Linked DNA regions of Homo sapiens: all the other regions are linked to region 1. The links are chromatin loops, found by intact Hi-C in ENCODE. Cell type or tissue: stomach. All regions are shown on one strand.

Evidence for each region. Hi-C counts contacts between places; a loop is a spot of excess contacts. Peaks named below come from ENCODE experiments on the same cell type or tissue, not always from the same donor. Only the 100,000 strongest peaks of a DNase experiment are listed, where the experiment ranks them.
Region 2: a loop joins it to region 1, with 2.6 times the contacts of the local background. A loop is called at or near these places in 56 of 110 quality-filtered maps.
Region 3: it touches region 1 in a loop (2.5-fold over the local background); 65 of 110 quality-filtered maps call a loop at or near these places.

Annotation. Positions count from the first base shown.
Region 1 is chr7:47,423,938-47,431,937 of GRCh38, forward strand. It overlaps TNS3 (tensin 3), which reads right to left. Exons shown (of 31, transcript NM_022748.12): 9 at 4,375-4,439; 10 at 164-247. Among named protein-coding and RNA genes, the nearest start is that of SNORD151, 37 kb to the right of the region's middle. In stomach, no CTCF peak of the experiment used is centred here; a DNase peak (open chromatin) is centred at 4,754; H3K27ac peaks cover 1,519 bases.
Region 2 is chr7:47,801,552-47,809,551 of GRCh38, forward strand. PKD1L1 (polycystin 1 like 1, transient receptor potential channel interacting) reads right to left here. Exons shown (of 57, transcript NM_138295.5): 51 at 7,922-8,000; 52 at 6,696-6,836; 53 at 1,659-1,793. The region is part of intron 1 of PKD1L1-AS1 (PKD1L1 antisense RNA 1); the gene reads left to right. Among named protein-coding and RNA genes, the nearest start is that of PKD1L1-AS1, 10 kb to the left of the region's middle. In stomach, no CTCF peak of the experiment used is centred here; no DNase peak of the experiment used is centred here.
Region 3 is chr7:47,270,058-47,278,057 of GRCh38, forward strand. TNS3 (tensin 3) reads right to left here. Exons shown (of 31, transcript NM_022748.12): 31 at 5,097-8,000. Among named protein-coding and RNA genes, the nearest start is that of SNORD151, 190 kb to the right of the region's middle. In stomach, no CTCF peak of the experiment used is centred here; no DNase peak of the experiment used is centred here.

The DNA.
Region 1 (8,000 bases):
CTGGGAGGGACAAGTCTCCCCACCACCTTCACAGTCTTTGGCATGACCCAAGAATACTATTCATTTAGGTGTCGGGACAGAGGAGATGCCTCTTCTGTTTTCACATTTTTATATGTAAAATTTCATTCACCTCTTCACTCTGGCTTTGGGGATCTATACATACCGTTTTTGGGAAGGCTGCATTAAAGCTGAAACTTTGTCATCATAAAACTTCTTCATTGCAAACCTGTCAAGGGCCTGGTCGGCGCTGAAGGGGAGAGAGAGAGAAAGAGAGTTAACTCAGTGGAGCCCACACCACGTGGGTACTTGACGGGGGATGTGTCTCATGGCTGTTCAAAGCGACCAGCTCCCACAAGGGGCTTCACCCTTTGCTGCACCTGTGCACACCCAATCCACCTGTCCCTTGTTAGACTTCATTTCCCCCGCAGGAATATGCTGTGCTCAAAGTGGGAGCCATAGTGCAGGGTCAGAATTCTCATCTGAAATAACAGCTCCTTATCTAAAGATATTATTCTTAAGAGTGCTGAATACCCAGCTTGCAGAAGAACCAACTGAGGCTTCTCAGCAGGCAGGTGGTAGGGCTGGTGTCCAAAACTGTCCCTTGGCCACCCTACGTCCTAAATAAAGAAGACCATTTTAAGTGGGCTCTGTGCAAGACAAGCAGGCAGACTCAAGTTTCAGGACCACATGGATGCAGGGAGCAACCCAGGGCAGGAGAGTCAACAGACACCCCCATGAAGTCCCAAGAGGCACCCTCGGGACACAAGTGGGCCAGCCTGTGCCCCGCCAGTATGTCACTCCCAGGACTGGGCTTGAGAAGGCTGTAGGGCACTGGGGTTGGAAAGGTGTCTCAGGCCTCGGGGCTGCAGCATTGTTTTTGAAGTGACTGAAAGTAACCCTGCTTTCCAACAATATATTTGACCTTCAATGCCAGGTCCACAGTGCCCACAGGAAGTGTCTGACAGAAACTTCCAGAAATCTCACAGCAGGGCATTCATGGGATTTCTTGATATGACTTCAGCACAAATCCTGGAATATGAGTGCAGTGTCTTAACAATTCCAACTCATTTGGGCCAAATGCTTCCTTAAAACCCTGATAGGCTGGGTGCGGTGGCTCACGCCTGTACTCCCAGCACTTTGGGAGGCCAAGGCGGGCGGATCACCTGAGGTCAGGAGTTCAAGACCAGCCTGGTCAACAGGGTGAAATCCCAGCTCTACTGAAAATAAAAATTACCGCGGCATGATGGTGGGTGCCTATAATCCCAGCTACTTGGGAGGCTGAGGTGGGAGAATCACTTGAACCCGGGAGGCAGAGGTTGTAGTGAGCAGAGATCGCACCATTGCACTCCAGCCTGGGTGACAGAGTGAGACTCCATCTCAAAACAACAACAACAACAACAACAACACCTGATAAAGTGGGCCCGTTACTTAGAAAAATGTGTCTGTGCCCCTCCAGAAAAATGATGTACATAAGCACTGCGGACTTCATAAAAATCCTGGTAGAGAGACAGGCAGGAGGAAAAAGAAACATACTCAAAAGTAAGTTGAGTGTGATTTGACTTTCACAGAATACTATAAAATGGACAACTTGCTACGTGCATTTGCTAGGCAAGGGGCTGTGCTGGTGGGGCAGTCACACACAGAAGGGCCCACTTTAGCACCGAGTCCATCACATACTGAGCAGCAGAGTGCAGCTCCATAGCCTCCCAGTGACTTTTAAGCATTCCTTTTTCTGAAATTTACTTGTTTTATTAAATGCTGAGAATACATTTTGACCAATGTTTATTTTCTATAGTGATATGAGTAGTAGTAATAATATTAGTACTGGTTTTGTCTTTATAACTCTTATTTCTATGGTGTTGATACAAGAATGTTCTTCTCTGGTGACTTGAAGTTTCTTTTTTCTTCTGTTTGCAGTTTGTGATAAAGATCTCAAATGTGTGCTTGTGCTATCTGGGATTACTCTACTTCTGGAATATAATCTAAGAGGGAACATTGTAGAAATGATCAAAAATATATGTATAAGAATGTGTTCATCATGGCAAGCTTTGCAGTAGAAAACAACTGGAAGCAACCTAAATTACAAAAAAAAAACACACACTTAGGAGGCTGAGGTGGGCAAATCACGAGGTCAGGAGTTCAAGACCAGCCTGTCCAACATGGTGAAACCACGTCTCTACTAAAAATACAAAAAATTAGCTGGGCATAGTGGCGGGCACCAGTAATCCCAGCTACTTGAGAGGCTGAGGCAGGAGAATCACTTGAACCTGGGAGGTGGAGGTTACAGCGAACCAAGATCACGCCACTGCACTCCAGCCCCGGCAACAGAGTGAGACTCTGTCTTAAACACACACGTACACAAAACTGGAAGCAACTTGGATAGGCAAAATCAACAAATGCTTAAATACATAACATATCCATTGAATAAAGTGCTATGCTGCCACTGAAATGATGTCGGGAAATGATGCATATAAAATGATATTAATGTAGAAAATCAAGTCACAAAAAGCATGTGGTATCAGCCCATTTAATTGAAAGGCACTTAATACTATTACTCCTAATAATCACAGCAGCGTTAATGATAGCCAATACCTGAGTACCGATGCTGTTCTAAGTGCTTTTTGTGTAACATATGTTGAACTGTCACAACATTCTGGGAAGTAGAGCTACCATCATTTTCCAGGTAAGGATGCTGAGGCTTAGAGAGATTCAGGTAAATTGCCTGACACATGCAGCTGAAATACATATTGACTATTGAGAGAAAACAGAGTTTGTACCAAGAGCGTCAAAGGTGTGTTTTTAGCCCTAAGACATCTACCCTTCCCAAAAAATCCGGGACTATCCACAGTGCATGGAACTTCGGTTCAGGCAGTACTACTTTGCTGGGGATAGAAATGCTCAGGTGTGGCTGGGCGTGGTGGCTCACACCTGTAATCCCAGCACTTTGGCAGGCCGAGGTGAGTGATCACCTGAGGTCGGGAGTTCAAGACCAGCCTGGCCAACATGGTGAAACCCTGTCCCTACTAAAAATACAAAAAATTAGCTGGGCATCTTGGCACACACCTATAATCCCAGCTACTCAGGAGGCTGAGGCAGGAGAATCGCTTGAACCCGGGAAGCAGAGGTGGCAGTAAGCCAAGATTGCACCACTGCACTCCAACCTGGGCAACGAAGCAAGACTCTGTCAAAAAAAAAAAAAAAAAAAAAACAGAAGTGCTCAGGTGGTCTCTGTCCAGAACCAGCCAGGCTATGTTTAGTCACCAACCAAATGTCTTTGGCATCATTGAGGGATGGATGTGCCCAGGAATCTCGATTTTCCTGGCACACACACACACCGATGATTATTCTCACCAAGAGGGTATCTGATTTTCACTTGGGGGTTGGTTTCCTCCCTGGCAGGCACCAACTCCTCAGTTGGTTTCCAGAGAAAACATTCAGAAAGTCAAATTTCACTCCTTGGTGCTAGAAAGGAAAAGGTTTATCGGCTGATATGAATAGGCTTCTATTTCCTCAGAATGGAAAGTTCAGGCTTTACAAAGAGGCCATTGAGAAGACAGGGCAGATGCAAATGTAGACCCCATAAATAATATTTTCTGCACTGCATTTCAGCGAGAGTGAAGATCTGCACTCTGGGAAGGGTCCGGGTGTACACCACAGCTGCCCAGGGCCAGAAGGATGGGCATAGGGCTGAGGTCCTTGTGGCCCTGCTGTGTTTGTGTCATGTCTGGCTTAGGGGACCCGAGTGGCACCTCCAAAGTCTCCACGATTACAGTTCCATCTCATGGAAACCAGCCCAGACCTGGCTCTCCACTCCTAGGCTGTGAGATCATGAGCAAGCTGCCTGGCTCCTCTGAGCCTCACCTCCCTCATCCATGCAATGGGAATGATAGTAACTGCCTCGTGGATTAGTTAGGAGAATTCAGGGAGAAAAGGAAAATAATCAGTATACTTCCCAGAGGCCCAGTGCCTGCAAAAGAGGTGGCTGTCATCATCATTATATACAAGGTATGAGCTGATTTAGTGAGACCACTCTGTTCTTTTCATAATGGTGACTTTTATCTCTGTTATTTTTTGTTAGAGAATTCTCTATTAAAGAACAAGGGACAGTGGGGTCACTTATTTTTTTAATGCCTCCATGGAAGTACTTAGAATCAATCACACAGTCACCCAACCTGGAAAATGCCACTTTCACAAGTGTAAACGCTTAACTGGAAACTGGGTTTCTAGGCACTGACCAACCCAGCACTGGGGAATGGGAAACACAGGTCAGCCGAGCCCTTGGTATCCAGAACAGCTCCCGCGCAGACAGCCTTCAGCCCCATGCAGGCCCAGCTTTTAGCACCTCAAGACAGCGAGCTGACATCTTCATCCTACCTGGCTGAGACGTTGGTGAAATGCATGTAGGATGATATGACCACTCCTATGCGTCCTTTCCCGCCCTGCAGGAGACAAAAGATCAGCTGATTTTCTCTGAAATCCCACAGCAGAGATGTAATTAGAACAGGAAAAGACTCACTAGTGGACAAAACAATAGAGAGCCTGCTTTGGTGGTAAGGCCAGCATTACCCACAGCCTTCCTGTCTGGGAAAGTCAGTACCCAGTGCAACTGGAGTCTCTGCAACAGGGAACCCGCACGCTGGGTGCAAACAGTAAGAGTGGGTGCTAACTGGAGCAGCTGTAGAAGCCCAGGAGGGCTGACCAACACAGCAGCTGCCTGTCATTTTACCCAATTAGGCTGGAAAAAACTGTGCCAGGAGCTGCAGCAATTAGCATGACTTAATTATCCAGGTCAGACAGAAGTGAACGCCTGCCTGCTCACGGGCTGACAATGATCAGGGCTGCAAACACAGCTCAGCATGATGGGACATAGATTCCAGCTTACTGGCAGCACTGCCGGCACCTGAGCTCCACATACACCGCCGCAGCCCACCCTCATTACACATAAAGGAACCACTGTCCCAGGCAGAAGTTCTGGAAAAGGACTCACTCAAACCATAACCACAGACACCAACAGCCCAGCCCACAGACCAGCAACACCAGCAGGAGAAGCAGAAACTATTGGACAGGCCACCTTCACCCAGGGCCACAGAGTGCCACCTTCTAGAACATACTCTTACAACCTACAACAGCAGATTGCAAACCACAGCCCAGGAGCTACTTCTGCCCATTACCTACTTTCCCACAACTTGTGAGCTAAGAGTTAGTTTTACATTTTCTAACTATTAAGAAAAAATTTTGAAAAGATAAGATTCCATGCCATGTGAAAATGTGTTGAAGTTCAGATTTCAGTGTCCAAACACAAAGTTTGACTAGAACATGGCCACTCCCATCTGTTTACCTACATCCAGGGCTGCTTTCACTCTCACTGCAGGGGTAGGTTTGAGTATTTGCAGCAAGACCACGGGGACTGAAAAGTGTAAAATACAATCTGGCTCTTTTTTTTTTGGAGACGGAGTCTCACGCTCTGTCCCCCAGGCTGGAGTGCAGTGGCACAATCTCGGCTCACTGTAAGCTCCGCCTCCCGGGTTCACGCCATTCTCCTGCCTCAGCCTCCCAAGTAGCTGGGACTACAGGCGCCCGCCACCATACCCAGCTAATTTTTTGTATTTTTAGTAGAGATGGGGTTTCACCATGTTAGCCAGGATGGTCTCGATCTCCTGACCTTGTGATCCACCAGCCTCGGCCTCCCAAAGTGCTGGGACTATGGGACTACAGGCGTGAGCCACCGCACCCGGCCTAATCTGGCTGTTTTTAAAAATATTTGCCAACCCCTGATCTGGAATCATATAAAGCCAAAAAGGCAGGGCCTCTAATATGTAGCTCCCTAACTTCTTGAGAAGAAACTACTGATCAAATTCAAGTCACAATTCTGATAAGCCCAGTCATACATGAAAGTCACCCAGGAGCATCCTTCTCTCTGTCAGTGAAAGTCAAGAGCATGCCTTATAGATACTCAATGCGGGCACTTGATACACTCTTTGCAGCTGAATCCTGGCACGTGCAATTATTAATGGTATGGCTACTAGTATACCTCTTGCATAAAACTATATTTGACAGCAATTCACCTACAAAGAAACAACACCTCAGCCAAAACAGGCACACATGGTGGTGACATTCACCCCATTATCAATCACTTTTGTGGCACTATTTATGGATGTATAAAGCAAGTATTTCTTTTCTTTTCTTTTCTTTTCTTTTTTTTTTTTTTGAGACAGAGTTTCGCTCTTGTTGCCCAGGCTGGAGTGCAATGGAACGATCTTGGCTCACGGCAACCTCCACCTCCCGAGTTCAAGCGATTATCCTGCCTCAGCCTCCCAAGTAGCTGGAATTACAGGCATGCATCACCATGCCCGGCTAATTTTTTGTATTTTTAATAGAGACGGGCTTGCTCCATGTTAGTCAGGCTGATCTCGAACTCCCGATGTCAGGTGATCCCCCCGCCTCGGCCTCCCAAAGTGCTGGGATTACAGGCATGAGCCACTGCACCCGGCCTATAAAGCAAATATTAAAAGATCTGAAGGGACAGATAGAAATACCACAACCGTACGGGACTTCAGTACCCCATTTTCAACAATGGACAGATCACCTAGACAGAAAACCAGTAAGAAAACAGGGTACTCAACCTGCACTTTAGACCAAATAGACCTTACAGACATATACAGAACATTGCATCAGAATACGCATTCTTCTGAAGTGCACACAGAAAGTTCTCCAGCATAGATGGCATGTTAGGCCACAAAACAAACCTTAACGAATTTAAGGAGACTGAAATCATATTCAGTATTTTTTCTTTTTTTTTTTTTAATGGAGTCTCCCTCTGTCATCCAGGTTAGAGTGCAGTGGCATGATCTCAGCTCACTACAACCTCCACCGCCTGGGTTCAAGCGATTCTCGTGCCTCAGCCTCCCGAGTAGCTGGGAATACAGGTGCATGCCACCACACCCAGCTAATTTTTTTGTATTTTTAGTAGAGACGGAGTTTTGCCATGTTGGCCAGGCTGGTCTCGAACTCCTGACCTCAGGTGATCTGCCCGCCTTGGCCTCCCAAAGTGCTGGGATCACAGGCATGAGCCACCGCGCCTGGCCTCAAGTATCATTTCTGACCATAGTGGTATGAAACTAGAAATCAATAACAGGAAGAATCTTGGAAAATTCACAAGTTTATGGAAATAAAACAACATACTCCTAAATAACTACTGGGTCAAAGAAAAAAAGTCAGAAGAGAGATTTAGAAATATCTTGGGAGAAACAAAAATTGAAACACAACACACCAAAACTTATGGGATGCAGCAAAAGCAGTTGTAAGAGGAAGGTTTATGGCAATAAATGCCTATGTTAAAAGACAAAAAACTCTCAAATAAAAAAACCTAATGTCAGGCAGGGCGCGGTGGCTCATGCCTGTAATCCCAGCGCTTTGGGAGGCCGAGGTGGGTGGATCACGAGGTCAGGAGATCAAGACCTTCCTGGCCAACATGGTGAAACCCCATCTCTATTAAAAATACAAAAATTAGCTGGGTGTGGTGGCACGTGCCTGTAATCCCAGCTACTAGGGAGGCTGAGGCAGGAGAATCACTTGAACCTGGGAGTTGGAGGTTGCAGTGAGCCGAGATCACGCCACTGCACTCCAGCCTGGTGACAGAGTGAGACTCCGTCTCAAAAAACAAAACAAAACACAAAACCTAATGTTGTACCTGAAGGAACAAAGAACAAACTAAACCCCAAATTAGCAAAGGAAGGAAAAAACAAAGGTCAGAGCAGAAACAAATAAAGGAGAGACTAGAAAAACAATAGAAAAGATCAACAAAACTAAGGGTTGGGTTTTCTGAAGACTAACAAAATTGACAAATCTTTACCTAGATAAGATAAAAAGAGAAAACTCAAAATCAGAAATGAAAGAGCAGTCATCATAACTGATGCCATTTAAGACACAAAGAAACATAAAAAACTATGAACAAGTACATAGCAATAAATTGGATAACCTGGAACAAACTCATAAATTCC
Region 2 (8,000 bases), 380 kb after region 1:
GACGGGCCTACAGAGAGGCCCTACCTAGCTGCAGCTATAGTCATGGGCTGCATTCTGTGTGGGTGCTTGCTGGATTCATGTACAAGCCTGGACAGGTACCCAAAGACTTCCCTACAAATGCACTAGGACTCGTTTTAGTATTACTTACTCCATAAGTGAAATCAGACATCAGTGGAACTCAGAAGAAAGAAAGCACAATCTATGAGTCTACAACTGGACAAATTGAGCTGTGTGGTCTCCCGGTCTCCCCTTGATGCCTATGCATCTATACTTGCTGCACAGTTAGAATTCTGCTACTTAATTTGGACACAAATTATTTATATTCTGGGCTTTTTTTTCCTTACATAAAAGCATTTTTGGCTGGGCGTGGTGGCTCATGCCTGTAATCCCAGCACTTTGGGAGGCCGAGGCGGGCGGATCACGAGGTCAGGAGATCGAGACCATCCTGGCTAACACGGTGAAACACCGTCTCTACTAAAAATACAAAAAATTAGCCACACATGGTGGTGTGTGCCTGTAGTCCCAGCTACTCGGGAGGCTGAGGCAGAAGAATGGCATGAACCCGGGAGGCGGAGCTTTGCAGTGAGCCGAGATTGCACCACTGCCCTCCAGCCTGGGTGACAGAGCGAGACTCTATCTCAAAAAAAAAAAAAAAAAAAGCAGTTTTGCATGTTGCTAAATGGTCTTAATAATGACTAGTTTAATCACTCCATAAATTCTACATGCATATAATCTCAAAGGCCAGTAGTAACCTTCGGGGCAAATGTCGTTAATGCTTTTTCTGGAGGCAGAGGTTGGGCAAATGGCTGGTGCTCGCAACAGTGAGCTGGAGTGTGGGACAGCCAGGTTCAAATGCTGCTCTCTCTGACTCTCAGGTTCGTTCTCTCTGCCCTGGTTTGCTCAGCATGTTCCTCCAGTGTAAGGTGAATAGGGCTTGCAGAACCCCTTCCCTGGAGCAGGAGACCTGTGCTTGGTGTCCTGTGTGGCTTGGATCCTGACAGCCAGAGCCTCCTAACTCAGGGCACTTGGCCTAGACTTTCCCTCAGCCCTGATTGCAATTCTTTGCTGTACTAGGGCCTGTCAGGTTGGAGAAAGCTCTTTCTCTGCTGGGACCAGATCGGAATCAACAGCACCCCAGGAACTTCATCAGGGCTCCAAGCTGTACTCTGTACCTGTTGATTCGGAGCTTCACCCTCCAGACCAGACTTCAGGGCTAGCCCTGGATGAAGACTTGGCTGTGCCCTGTTGTTTGAGACAGGAAATCCTGAGAATCTTCTAAGAAGAACTGTGCCTGTCCATAGCTTGGTTGTGATAGTTAAACGAAGTAATCTATGAGAGGCCCAAAGTGCCATTCCTGGCACTTAGAGAAAGCTCAGTAGGTGATAATAACTACTTATATTAGTAATAATAACATGCTGTTGTAAGGTATAGTACAGAGCAAGTGTTTCCTAAATCATGGTTATTGTTGTCATGACCATAACTTACTATGTAACTATTGATATCAGTTATCTAAAACCACACTGTAAGGGATTAGAAGACTGGAATTCTAGACGGTGTTTAACCTTGAGAGCAGTTTGTTTTTCCCTTGAGAAAGGCTGACGAGTACACAGATCAATGGTTTACAAGGGAAATCACCTGATAAAGGGGAGAGTTCTTACCCCTGCTACAAAGATGCTGGGGAGTGAGTGGCGCATCATGGAGGAGCAGGATGCCATTGTGTTTTGAATGCCAGGAAGATAGACGCATTTTAATGTGAAGAGGAATAAGAGGATTCCCCGGAGCCATCGAGCCCTCTGAGACAGAAGAACATAACAGTCAGTGTGCCATGCCAGTCACTGAAAGGTGCAGACATATTCACAGCTGTCAGTCATGCATAAAGAGTTCATTGGATTTGATGATGTTATATAGACCCATGAGTCTCCGAGGGACATCAAGTGCAGATGTCTGCAGAGGAGAATGAGTTGGAACTAGGGGTAAATACAAATCGTAACGCATTTTGAGAAGACCTGCTCTGAATTCTGGCCTGGCCATTTCTTTGAACACCAGGATGGAGCAGGTCTAGCAGGCACACACAGATGGGACTCTGTCCACCCCACGTCTGTTCTCCCTGTCTGCGCCTCAGTCTACTGGGCTATAAGAAAATCATCACCACAGAGGGGACTCAAAGAAGTATTTAGTGCATGCTTATTTCCTTTCCCCCAGATACATGTACAGAATAGGGCACCAACACTTTCCAAGTAGGTTTTTAAAAACGTAATCCTTGCAAATACGGGAGGCACTCCACTTTATATCTCTAGAGTCTACGGCTCAGATAAACAGTGTGAACAGACAAACATAGTACAACTGGGGGGCATGGCAGACCCAGGGGCAAACAGCCTTATGGACTCGTCCACATTCACAAGGCCTCTAGGAAGGCTGCTCCCTTCTCCCCTCCCTACCAGGGGCTTATGGGGAAAGTACTTTTGGGTGTATGATCTCATATGCTCTCACCAAAATTATAAGCCCAAGAGAAAAGAAATGACAGCTGGATGGTTTAAAATCTATATGGGCAATGAATCAAGGTTTTCTGTTTGTTTTATTTCCTCAGTAATTGGGACAAAGTCAACAATGACTTCTGACAACCAAAACCTAGAGAAGCTGTGAGTGGCTGTCACCCCTCGGGTTCCCTTCAGAGCAGGCAGGGCCGCACATGGTTGAATGGGGGATGAATGGGGCTTTAGCCAGCACCGGCCAAGAAAAATGCAATGCAAGCTATGGGTAGAATTTTCTAGTAGCCATGTTTTAAAAAGTATAATTAAACAGAGTAAATTTGTTTTATAATATATTTTGTTTAAAATAGTACATGTAAAATCATAAAAAATAGCATCATGTCAATATGTAACCAACATAAAAATTATTGAGATATTTTACATTTTTAATTTTTTTTTTTTTTTTTTTTGAGAGAGAGTCTCAATCTGTTACCCAGGCTTGAGTGGCAGGATCTCGGCTCACTGCAACCTCCGCCTCCTGGTGAGTTCAAGCAATTCTCCTGTCTCAGCCTACCGAGTAGCTGGGGCTACAGGCACATGCCACCATAGTGGCTATTATTATTATTTTTATTTTTTTTGCATTTTAATAGAGACAGCATTTCACCATGTTGCTCAGGCTGGTCTTGAACTTCTGAACTCAGGCAATCTGTCAGCCTTGGCCTCCCAAAATGCTAGGATTATAGGCGTGAGCCACCACGCCCAGCACATTTTTAATTTTCATACTAAGTTTATGAAGTCCAGTGAGTATTTTACACTCACAGCACATCTCAGTTTGGACTAGCCACATTTGAAGTTCTCAATAGCCATGTGTGGCTAGTGGTGACTATTGGACAACACGGCTATAAACCTCCTGTGGACAGAGTGGAAGGGCCGCTTTCTTGCCTCCATCTGATTGAGGGATGCCATAAAGCCTTCTGAGTAATTGCCATTATTATGACTTTCATTTATGGAACATCTGCTAGGTGCCAAGCTGTTCCAAGGATATGTTTGAATGTGCCTGTACAAATACACACACACACACACACACACACACACACACACATTCAAATCCTAGCAAAACCCCCAAGGTATGTATCATAGTTCTACCTTATTAAGACTTGAAGAAAGTTAAGAAACTTGCCCAATGGCACATGGTCAAAGAGGAGCTGGGAGTGAGTTTTAGGTCTGCTGATTCTAAAGCCTGTGCATTTTCATTTTCACACACTCAAATCATAGTTCTTTAATCCTGGGTGTTAAATTCCATCATTAGAAAGTCATTTGTGTTTATCTTGAAGATGACTCGTTCTTCCTGCACCTGGGATGCAGCCTACATTGAAGTTAGAGCTAAATTCCTCTAACTGTCTCTACAGAGAATAATTTGACAAACAGCACAACAGGTGCCCACAGAAGTGGAATTAGGAGGGAAAGCCGTAGTGTGGGCAGAGGCCAAGGTGCCAGAACAGAGACGGGTACATGAGGGCACCTCAGAAGACAAACATGGTCTACACTGCACATTTCTGAAAAGCTGGCCCTGAACACACAGCAACACAGCAACAGAGCTGAATGGTGTGAGATACAGGTTCCTGCCTTGAGCACTCCTGGGTCAGGACAATGTGGACCATGTCCTTGGAGGGCCGTTCCATTGCATTATAGTTCTGTGCTTAGGAATGCAGTTACCCAGGACCCCAAGACCAGAGGCCAATTCCAGTGCAGCTCCTATATCAATGTGAGTGACCTTGAGCCAGTTGCTTAACCTTTCAGAGCCTCGGTCTAGATGGGTGGCATACTAGTACCTGTTTCATTAGATGGTTGGATAGCTCAACATACACGTGATTATATAGAATTTATGCAGTGCCTGGCAGGAGCTAACCTCAATACATGTCAGCTCTTCTCAGAAGCTAATTGAGGAATTGGAAATTGGCATCTGCCCTAGAAAGGATCCCCAGGGAAGAGGGGCTCTCCCCAGGTAAGTTTTTCTGGCAGGGGCAGGGAACATAATGAGAAAGATAGGACATCAGTGGGGAAAAGGGATATAAGGATGAACTCACTTCCCAAGGTCAGAAGTCAGGAGGAGGCTATTTACTGCAAGTCACCAGGTCAGTATGTAGACCAGATTCATGTTTGCCCTAGTCATGCTTCTAGAAAACCTCCCCTGTCCGCATCAGGTGAAAAGAACATCCTACATTCACTCTGCCCCCTATTCCTGAGGCCCACACCTGCTGGCCAATCAGTGACTAATCAGATGCTCTTGTAAGCTGTGCACTGAGAGACAGAAAGCTGGCCGCTATCTGTGGGCCTTTAAGCACAGGCAAGGGAGTGTCAGGCATGTCGGCATTGTAGCCCACAGGACCATGCAAGACTACAGTTACATGGGTAAGCCAGAACTCAAATAGTAGGAAGCGGGTTGACTAGCAGAGCTATACTATAAAAGGTAGACCAGGAAGCCTGCTGTCTGTCCCAGAGAGAGATGCCAATAAATTAAGCAGCCAGTCCTCATCGGGCCCTAATATTGGTACCAGGGGAGCAGTAGTGAACAAAATAGATACATTCTCTATTCTGCAGTTTCCAGCCTTGTGGGGGAAGACAGTAAACCAAATAATTGCTTAATGCAGATTTCATTAGATGCTGATAAGTGCCTGCAGAACAGGTCCCTGGTTGGCCTTGGCCAGCCCAGCTCTTCCCCTTTTATTGCTTATAGTTCTCACAATAACTGTTGAATGTGCTAGGAATGCAATATCCGGAGATAAGGAGGAACTACATGGAAGAGCGTGGGCTCTGGTCATGTTCCTCCAAGAAGAGGATGCCCTCTAACACTTTAGCACAGCATGTTATGTTCCCCCAGCTTATGAAACTTCAGGGCAGGCAGCTTTCCAGGCTCTCTGAACTGGTGCAAGCGGGACACACACAGACAGGATTCTGTCGGGACACACACAGACGGGACTCTGTCGGGACACACACAGACGGGACTCTGTCCACCCTGGTCAGCTTTCCTGAGGTGGGGGCACTGGCTCACCATGCAGCCCAGGCTTCTGCTGTCCCTGCCAATCTGTGAGTGACAGTTGCTTTGCCTTGCTTGTGCGAGTGTTCTGTCTCATCAGATTCATGTATTCTTTCACTTCAGGAGAAAAGCCAAATCTTCTGCTTGGGCTCCTTTAGAACCTGTTTCTTTCCTCTAGCCTAGGGAGTTTCTCTTGCTTGCAACAAAATGATCTCCAACAAAGAGGCAGGGACTGGGGCACTGGTGGAGGAAGCAGAAGTGTAGAGGAAACGAGCCTCATCCTGCCTGGTTCTCCTTACACAGCGGACAGGAGCCAAGGGGTGAGAGGGAGGTTGTGGGGCAGATGAATGGACCTGGGGAGAAGGGGCCTGAAGATGGAGGGGAACTGGCCCTTGTTCTCTAGGTTGCTATAGGACTCACCCAGCCCTGGGGGTGGCCCTGGGGCCCTGACCACCCTCTAGATGGGAAAAGGAGGACAAGGGGGTTAGGGAGGGGCTAGATCTGAGGGCAGCAGGGCAAGGAGGCAGAGTATGTGGGCTCATCTTCCACCACCACAGGAAGGCAGCGTCCCATGCTGTTGTGGGGGGATCCTGCCCCATCTCATCAGCCCCCTCCCCAGGGCTCGTCCAGGCCCATCTGTGCACATTTGCCTGGTCCTCCTGGTAGGAGCCCCCATCCCTGTGGGGAACCATTCCCTGCAGGAAGGGCTGCCTAGGGGAAGGAGGTACAGGGACTTTGAAACCAGACTTCTCTCTATTGAGGGACCTGATACTCTGTGAGCTTTGGTGTCTTCACTTGCAGAGTGGCTAATACTGCCTGCATTTATGACTGTCGCCAGAATGAAGAGAGAAAATGGTGTGTCTAAGCAAGTCAGCGCTAGCCTCCTTCCTCCATGCTGCATCAACACCTGCTTCCTGTGCCCCTTAGCGTCCCCTGGAGGCACTGGGGGAATTCCAGGCTCTTGAGTTCTGCTCCACGCAGAATCCACATACCCCAGTGTTCAAAGCATGTCTCAAGCTCTTCAGGCCCTTCACTGTCCTGGCCACTCCCATCTGCCAGCTCAGAGCATCATCTCTCGATATCAAACAAATCTGTTGTCTCGCACCTTCTAGAGTTTGTGTGACCTCTGCCTTTTGGATGGCATCACAGTGCATGGCCTCTATCTGCATGGCCCTGAGCACACCGTGTACCTGATTCCATGATGCCATAAGGGTGAGGTCCATAAATGCTCGGCAAAGTCCTCTGTGAAACTGGTTAGTGACATCTCCAGCAAGAGTAACAAGGTGGCCGGAAACTGCATAGTAGGTGAGGCTCACTCCAACCACGGAGAGCTGGAACATCCAAGAGAAAGGCCCTCAGATGGCTCCTGAGGAAGGGCTTACCTGGCACCCCATGTGACACGCGTTTGTAAGTTACAGTCATGAGTCACTTAACTACAGGGATGCCTTCTGAGAAATGCATCGCTGGGTGATTTTGTCCTTGGGGGAACATTATAGGGTGCACTTATGCAAACATAGACAGTCCCACACACCTAGGCTATATGAGACAGCCTATTGTTCCCAGGCTACAACCCTGTGCAGCGTGTTCCTGTACTGAATACTGAGGCAATCATACACAATGGTAAGTGCTGGTGTATCTAACTATATCTAAGCATCGAAAAGATACAGTAAAAATACAGTACAAAAGGTAAAAAATGATCCACCTGTATCAGCACTTACGATGAATGGCACTTGCAGGACCAGAAGTGGCTCTGGGTGAGGCACTGAGTGAGTGGTGAGTGAATGTGAAGCCCTAGAGCATTACTGTACGCTAATGTAGACTTTATAAATGCTGCACACTTAGGCTACACTAAATTTGTAAACACGTTTTTCTTTCTTCAGTAATAAATTAACCTTAGCTTACTGTAACCCTTTTACTTAAAAATCTTTTAATTTTTTTAAACTTTTTGACTCTATGATAACACAGCTTAAAACACAAATGCACTGTACAGCTGTACAAAAAATATTTTCCTTATATCCTAATTCCAAAAGTTTTTTCTATTTTTAAAAATTTTGTTTTAATTTTTTATTTTTAAACTTCTTTATTAAAAGCTAAGATACAAACAGACATATTTAGCCTAGGCCTACATACAAGGTCAGAATCAAGATGTCATTAGGTGACAGAAATTTCTTAGCACCATAAGATCTTATGGGACCACCACCTTGGCTGAAATTCGTGTGGTACATGACGGTAACTGTAACAACACTAAATGATACCTGATCTCAAATGCTGTTTTGAGATTAACACTACAGAGGGAGAAAACTGCAATAATGTTGGCAGTAGCTAGTGCATAATCAATTTCTTATTTAAATTATTTTTTCAAGATATAAACAGTTTATTGTTATTTTTCAAAAGAAAATGACACAAGAGAGGCTACCTCCAGCCAGTTCCTTGGCTTTCGCCAGTAGCTGAGGACGCCCTTGTCCATCATACGGTAGAGTTGAACACAGAGGTGG
Region 3 (8,000 bases), 150 kb before region 1:
CCAAATCTTTAAGCTCTGCTTCTCTTTTCATTATAAATTTTGCCTTTAAATCATTTTCTCTTCTCACATTTTACTATAAGTAGTCAAGAGAAGCCACGCTACTCCTTCAACATCTTGCTTAGATATTTCCTCAGCTAAATATCCCAGCTTCATCACTCACATCACTCACAAGTTCTACCTTCCTCAAAACATTAGGGCATGGACACAATTCAGCCAAGTTCTTTGCCACTTGTTTCCTTCAGTTTCCAATACGTGTTCCTCATTTCCATCTGAAACCTCATCAGAATGGCCCTTACCGTCCATATTTCTACTAACATCATGCTCATGACCACTTAGGTATTATCTAAGAAGAGTGAGACTTTCTCTATGGCTCTCCTTTCCTTCTGTGCTCCCAGCTGAATCCTGTTTACCATTAACAGCAATGTAGGCTTTTTTTAGCATGTACCTTAAAACCCCTCCAGCCTCTACACATTACCCAATTCCAAAGCCACTTCCACATTTTTAGATATTTATTATACAATATCCCTAGTCCTTGGTACAAATTTCTGTCTTAGTGCATTTGGGCTGCTATAATAAAAATATCATAAACTGGGTAGCTTATAAAAACAAACTTCAGTTCTGGAGGTTGGGGAGTCCAAGATTAAGGTGCTAGCATATTTGGTGTCTGGTGAGGGTCCATTCCTCACACATGGCACCTTCTAGCTGTGTCCTCACACTGTGGAGGAGGCAAACAAGCTCCCTTGGGCCTCTATAATAAGGGCACTAATCCCATTCATGATGCTCCACCCCTATGACTTAGTCACCTACCAAAGGCCTCACCTTTTAGTACCTTCACGTTAGGATTAGGTTTCAACATGTAGATTCCATGGAAGAACACAAATACTAAAACCATGGCATAGTTCTACCAGTTAGTGAGTGGAGAATGTTAAATTCTCCAACTATAATTGTGGATTTGTCTATTTCTGCTTTCGACTTTATCAGTTTTTACTTTACGTACAGTAAGTCCTCACTTAATGCTGTCCATAGGTTCTTGGAACTGTGGCTTAACACAAAATGGCATATAAGGCAACACTTTTTTTCTCATCAACATTAAAACGGAACTATGAAGAAAGAAACATCATTTCCAGCATCTGCTGTAGGCCATTTCACTGAAAGTCAATTTCCAAGAGCCTATCAATTATTTTAAGTGAGGATTTTCTGTATTAAGGCTCTGTTGTTTGATGAGTACGCATTTGAGACCCTTATGCATTTCTGGCGGATTGATCCTTTTATCATCGTATAATGTCACTCATTGGCTCTAGTAATTTCATTTTCTCTACAGTTGACTTTGTTAACTGTAGAGCAAATAAAACTGTAGAGCAAATAAACTGATTTTATTACATTAATATAATGATTCCTCCTTTTAAAAATGTTTATGTACTATGTTTTTATATCCTCTTATTTTCAATCTACCTATGTCACCGAATTTGAAGTTTCTTGTTAGCAGCATGTAATTGGGCCATTTTCTCCCCACTTTGCCAATCTCTGTCTTTTGATTGATATAGTTGCTCCATTTACATTTAAGGTAATTAGTACGTTAAGACTAAAGTCTACCATGTTATTGTTTTGTTTTGCTTCATCTTTGTTTTTCTGTTTCTATCTTCTTGTCTTCCTGTGGGCTAGGACCCATCTTTTAAGATTCCATCTTGATTTTTTAATTGCTATTGCATGTATCTTTGTGCATAGTTTTTGTAGTGGTTGCTCTGGTTATTACAAAAATATTCATAACATCACTATTTTTATCAACCTTTTACTACTTGTGTTGAAGTCTCACCTCCATATACGTTCTTTCATATTTCTCACTTTTTCCTTTCATTGTCTTGAGTATCAGACGGTGGTGTAATATCTTTTCCAATCATCAGATGTGATTGATGACTTGTGATGAGAAGGAGGGTTTGTTGTATGACTCATGCTCTGCTCTTTTCATTCTTCTTTCTTCCCTCTGGATGCTCCAAGGTGCTTTCTCTTACCATTTCCTTTGTGTTTGAACTTCTTTTGTCAATCTTTAAATGTAGGCTTGCTAGCAACTAATTCTTTTCGTTTCCTTCATCTGACAATATCTTTATTTCCTCTTCATTTCTAAAGGAGAGTTTCACTGAATATAGAATGCATGGTTGATTTTTATTTTCTTTCTGTCCTTGGAAAATGTTGCATAGCTTCCTTCTGGCCTTTATGGTTTCATAGGAAAAATCCACTGTCATTCCAATTGGTGTGCTCCTATTCCTATTCAGAATCCATCATTTCTCTGTGGCTGCCTACAGGTTGTCTTTAGTTTTCAGAAGTTTAATTACAATATTTCTTGGCATGGATTTTGGTTGTGGTTGTTGATCCTGTTTGGAGTTCACTTGGCTTCTTGATGTATACATGTCTTTTTGCTATATTTGGGGAATTTTTATCCATTAATCTTCAAATATTCTATAGCCTCTCTCTTCTCCTTTGGGCACACCAGTGATACAAATGTTGGATCTTTTGTTAGTGTCCTACAGGTTCTTGTGGGTGTTCTTTTTCTTTTTTTTAGTTTATTTTCTCTGTGTTATTCAGATTGAGTGAATTACATTGTCGCCACAGTCACTGATTCTATCCTGCCATTTCCACTAGTCTACTACTGAATCCATCTAGTAAGATTCCTTCACTTCTGTTATTATACCTTTTAGCCCTGTAATTTCCATTTGGTTCTTCTTCATCACTTCTATTTCTTTACTGTGGCTTTCTATTTTTTCATTTCTTCAACAGATTTGCCTCTTGAAGCATTTTTATGATGGCTGTTTTCAGATCCTTGCCAGATAACTCCAGCAGTTGGTTCATCTTGACGTTGGCATTCATTGTCTTTCTCATTCATGCTGCACATTTCTTGGTACTTGGTATGAAAGGAATTTTCTATTGTATCCCATTTTACCTATTAGGGAATTCTGGGTCTTATTTAAATATTTAATTTTAGCAGGTAATTGCCCTGATTCTGCTTAGGGAGCAGGGCCTGGCCTGATTTGTGGCCTGTGGTCCCACTGACAGTTTAATCGTCAGAGCCTTTCAGCGTTATGTTAGTCTGCTTGGTTTATCAGGTACCTCTGGGGTCCCTGCTGACGTTACCTGAGGGACAGAAGGGGTGTCTCTCAGTGGGAGAGGGAAGCTGCCAGCACACAGCTATGAAACCTTCCTGGCCTGGTGTGTGTTCTGGTGGGTCCCCTGCCTGTGGGAGATGGAGTGTGCTTCCCAGGTGGGGCTAAGGGGGATCCTGCTGTTTTCTCCAGCCCCCCAACCCTGGACTCTCTGAGATGGGACAGAGAGGCTCCCTCGGCCAGATCAATCATTGCAGTGGAGTCCCTTTTGCTGTTTCCTCTTCCTGGTCATCTGGCTTGGTGATAGGCTCTTGGTGACCTATTTGTTCTGTTGCCTCAGGCCAGGCTTCACACTGTGAACTGATTTTTCAGGAATTTAAGGGCGACTTGTGTTTTTCCCACTTATCTTGTTTGCCAGTTCAACAGCCCTTCTGTCCAAATGTGTCCAGATCTCACCAATCCCTGCATCATAAAATGTCCCTTCCCAGTCCAGGCCCCAAGTCTACCTGGAAAACTCCAATTCATCCTCTGAGACCAGCCCAACTGCCCCTGGTCTGTGAAGTGTGATCCCCAAAGCCATCAGGCAGGCAACCTACCTCCCTGGGGACAGGATGAGACACAGAAGCCCAACTGAGCTACAGACCTACTGTCCTCCAGTGGGCAGATCCAAAGTGTTCATTACACAATAGATCAATGACCCCCCAAGTGGACGGACCAAGGTGCCCACCACATTAATAGAAGGACGACCCCAGTAGGTAAGGCCCAGGTACTCATTAGGTAACAGATTGCTGAGAGATGAATGGGGGACCCATAACATCCTCCTGCAGCAAGTGGCAGGGGCCTGTCCAGCTGAGGTCTCATGGCCACTGGGTCTCTCCAACAGTCCCCAGGGCTGGCTCTGGTCGGGGACCTAGGCACATGTGCACACTGTACGGAGCCCAGTAATTGTGACAAGTATGGTGTTCTTGGGAAGCACACTCCCTAAGCCGCAGTGAAATCAATGCCCTGTCCACCTTTCCACCTTGTGACATTGGTCAAAGGTCTGGGCAATGACTGGCTTCAAAGACTCAATGGGAGCTTCCTGTTGGACAAGATTTAATCTGCCACCACCTGCCCTCTCTTCTGCTCCAAAGCAGTAGTACCGGGACCATTTCAAGTTCACTCTCCCAACATAGCTGGGGTGAAATATCTCTGTGTCTCCTCAGAGTGGAAAGCTACAGTCTCTGGGGGCTGACCACGCAGGCAGAAAACTGTGCACAGGGTGGCAGCTAACTGCCATCTTTATCTGTCCATAACCAAATGAGCCCAAAGCATTGCTTCTTTTCTGGTTTGGATCTGAGGGAGTGAGGTTAGATGGGGTCCTGTGTCCCATCACCTGACTCAGGAGGGAGGGGACAGGCCCAAGAGGGCAGAGTCCGTAGAAAAGGGCAAACTCCCTTAAGGTGGGGAGGGAGGAGCCTTGGCTGGGGGAACAGAAGAGGCAGGTGACACTGGCTGTCTCCAGCATCTGTTGATGTGTAAGTGAATCCACCAGTCTCAATATTCACTTTTAGTGCCCACTTCAATAGACACTGGGAGGTCCTTCAGGAGCTGGCCCACTTCAGGGGTGTGTTTCTGCAGCCAGTGTGTGTGTAGGGGTATTCATAGCAACATCGAAAACATGTCAGGACCCATTATCAACACTGCATTGTGGTTAATCTTCAAAGATCTTTGAATATAACATTTCAAAGGTCTCTGGGCAGAAATCTTAATATATTCCTGACAGCAAAACATTTGTGATTTTATAACTGAATCCACTGATTTGTAAACACACAGACACACATTCATGAACGAGCACACACGCAGACGCACAGACACATGTGGACAAAGATACATCTGTGCAAGCACATGCACACATTTGCAGAGACACATACACAAAAGTGCACACATGCACACGCATACACACATGTGCAAACACACACAAACATACTTCAGGGTACACAAATACCGTCTCACGGAGGCTTACCAAGTTCATAATTTTATTATACTCTGAATAGAGATGATATTTAAGGAGCAGAGAAAATGACTATACAAAAGATTTATAGAACATTCATTTACATACTGGATATATTCTTTACAGTATCAGAAAAGTAAAAATATGCACTAACAAGGCAGAGAAGACGTTACAAGGTATTTGATGCTGAGAATAAATGCACAGTGACTTTTAACATGGCTATAGCTTAACACTGGAGGAATACAACAATACGTTCTTTTACTGAGTAGTTAGTAGGACCCTGGCTATAACATGCGTTGGGCACAGTTCGTGAACTCTCCGCATTTACTCCCCAGGGCAGTACGTGCCTGTCCAGCGGGAGCCCTGGAGACAAAATGCCTGGAAACGTTCCTTTTCCTGTGGCCCTAGAGCCGGTGTCCACGGTGGGGGCTCTCTCACGGTTTCTGAGCCCACAGTACAATCTGTGATGACACACAGCTTGTTCTGTTTAATGCACATGTAACACAAAAGGAAGAAAGAAACTTCCTATACCAGCTCTTCAGAAATCGTGGAAACTTGCTTCCTTTGGTTCCTCAGAGGGAGCTATCTGCTTGGAGCAAATTCCCCGATGCCCTTGACCACGTTTACCTTGTGTAAAAATCACACCTGGCCAATGAGTTCAAAAAGCACGTTTGCAGGGCTTCCTGAATGCCGTCGAGGCATGGCTTCATGAGGGCCATCGCGGGCACCCCGATGTCTCTGTGATTCCCTGGCAGGCTGCGTTTCTCAATACTGAGACCCTAGTTTGCTCTGACTTCTAAATGAGCTCTCTCATCCTTCATCAGAAGGATAAGGAACCTGGCCTGCACTCTTTGGGTTAAACATGGGTAGAGACCGTCTCAGGATGAGGACCTCTTGGGGAAAGTACAAACCTCTGCTCCCTGTGGCCACATTCCTGCAGTGGATGAAAAACCGAGATGCTAGAGGCCTCTGCTAAAGACATCAGGGTCAACACATGAGGATCTGCTGAAAATGCCAGCACCTCCTGACAGTCATGCCACCGCAAGTTAGAGAAGGAGGTCCACAACGACCAAGGCAAACATTTGGCACAGAAATGAGGCACTTGGTTTGGTGCATCAATAGGAGCTAAAAAGTGGAATGGTCCACCTGCTTTCACACACGCATACACGCACGCATGCACACACGCACACACACACAACACCCACTGTGATTTGGCTGCTTCCAACTCTGCCTGTTTCTAAGTTTTCCTCGGCCCCTCACTTTAAAGCAGAGTTCACAAAGCACATTCCCAAACCCCAGCTCCCTGACAGGAGCTTGTGACACCAGTGTGGCCTAAGAATGGGGGATTTGACTTTTGAAAGCAGAGGAGGGAATTTCGGGCTGGATCGCAATCAGGACAGTCAGCATGCCTGCAGAGCACCTAGGCTGTGAGAGGATGGGGCCAAGGCCTTATTCTGATGTGGCCCAGCTCCATCTTTCACTCTGGGGATGTTCCAGGGTCACAAATTCCCCCAAACCTTTGACCACGAACAGATTCAAGCAGGAAAACCAGGGCATTGGAATGTTGAAATAAGCCTGAAATACACTTGATTCAGTGGCTTAGATGATGGCAAACAGTGGCACTCAAAAACAGCTTGTCAGTACCGGGGTTTCTTCTCTTTTTCCTCATCCTCCCTTCTGCTCACACATGCCACAACCACACATGGTCCCCAGCAGGAACCCCAAGGTGGCAAGGAGCAGCACAAAGAGGGCTGATAAATGCAGGCGAACTTCAGGTCGTGCAGCTTCAGGCCTGAAGATGATCGAAAAGCCCATGTGGGGGATGCTGAGCTTAAATCCAGGAGTTTTCCATCCCTCCTGGACTCTCTCCATCAGAAAAGAAGTCATCCACAATCGGGGAAAAACATTCCAATGAGTAAAACATCAGGGTAGGTTGCTTGAGGCAAAGCCACCTTTGGGCGGCACCGCATATGGGAGACCCACAGTCCACTGCACACTCTTTCAGTGGCCAGGGGCCTGCGGTGCATCCTACATAGGGACAAGCCTCACAAAATCACAGCTTGGCAGGCTGCAGCATTTGACACTGGTACAGTATAGCAATGGCAAATTATCATAAATAATTTGGCATAAGTAAAATATAAATTACATAGAAATAATATTTTTGTTCCTTCTTCTCATTTCTCCTCTCGGTCCTCACAGGCTCTCCCCAGCCCAGCTCGCCCAGCTCGCCCAGCTCGCCCAGCTCACCACAGGTGAGCAGGAGGCACAGAGCACTCACCATGGTGGGGTGGCATGGGGTCTCCAACGTGGCCAATTCTTCCCACCACCCCCATCCTCACAGCCCATCGCAAAGGCCCCTCGTTGTAGGCCCTGCTGTGTTCCAGAAGGGCCTGACTTGCACAAACCTTCGTCAAACATACGCCCCCTTCTCAGTTTCGTTAGCATCTCCATCTTGGGAAGACCGAGGTGAGGGAAACCCCCGGCCTCGGGTGCAGCTGGACAGAAGCGCCCATGCGGACGGGCGAAGCATGGCAGTCACTCGGCACCTCTGCCTCAAGGGCTGGGGATTCCTCATCCCCCGGAATGCTAGTGTGCCAGGGACATGGGGACCACCTCGTGTTCTGTGCTGTTTCCTTGCATGTCCCTTTCCCATGGGGACCCTAGGGGGTGGGGTGCACCCATGCCCAGCTTCTTCTACCCAAAAAGCATGTGGCTACAGAGATGTGTCAGATAAGTCACTTTCAGGAAAGGCCAATTCACGGTGATGTTGTTTGTTCTTGTTTTTGCAGAGCTGGAAGATCCTCTTTCCCCTCATGGGCCTGGAATGTCAGGTTTACTAGTTTGGTAAAAAGTGGGGGCCCCACCCTCACCCAACGGCTGTCTCCAGGGCTTCGAGAGGCATCGGTGGGTCC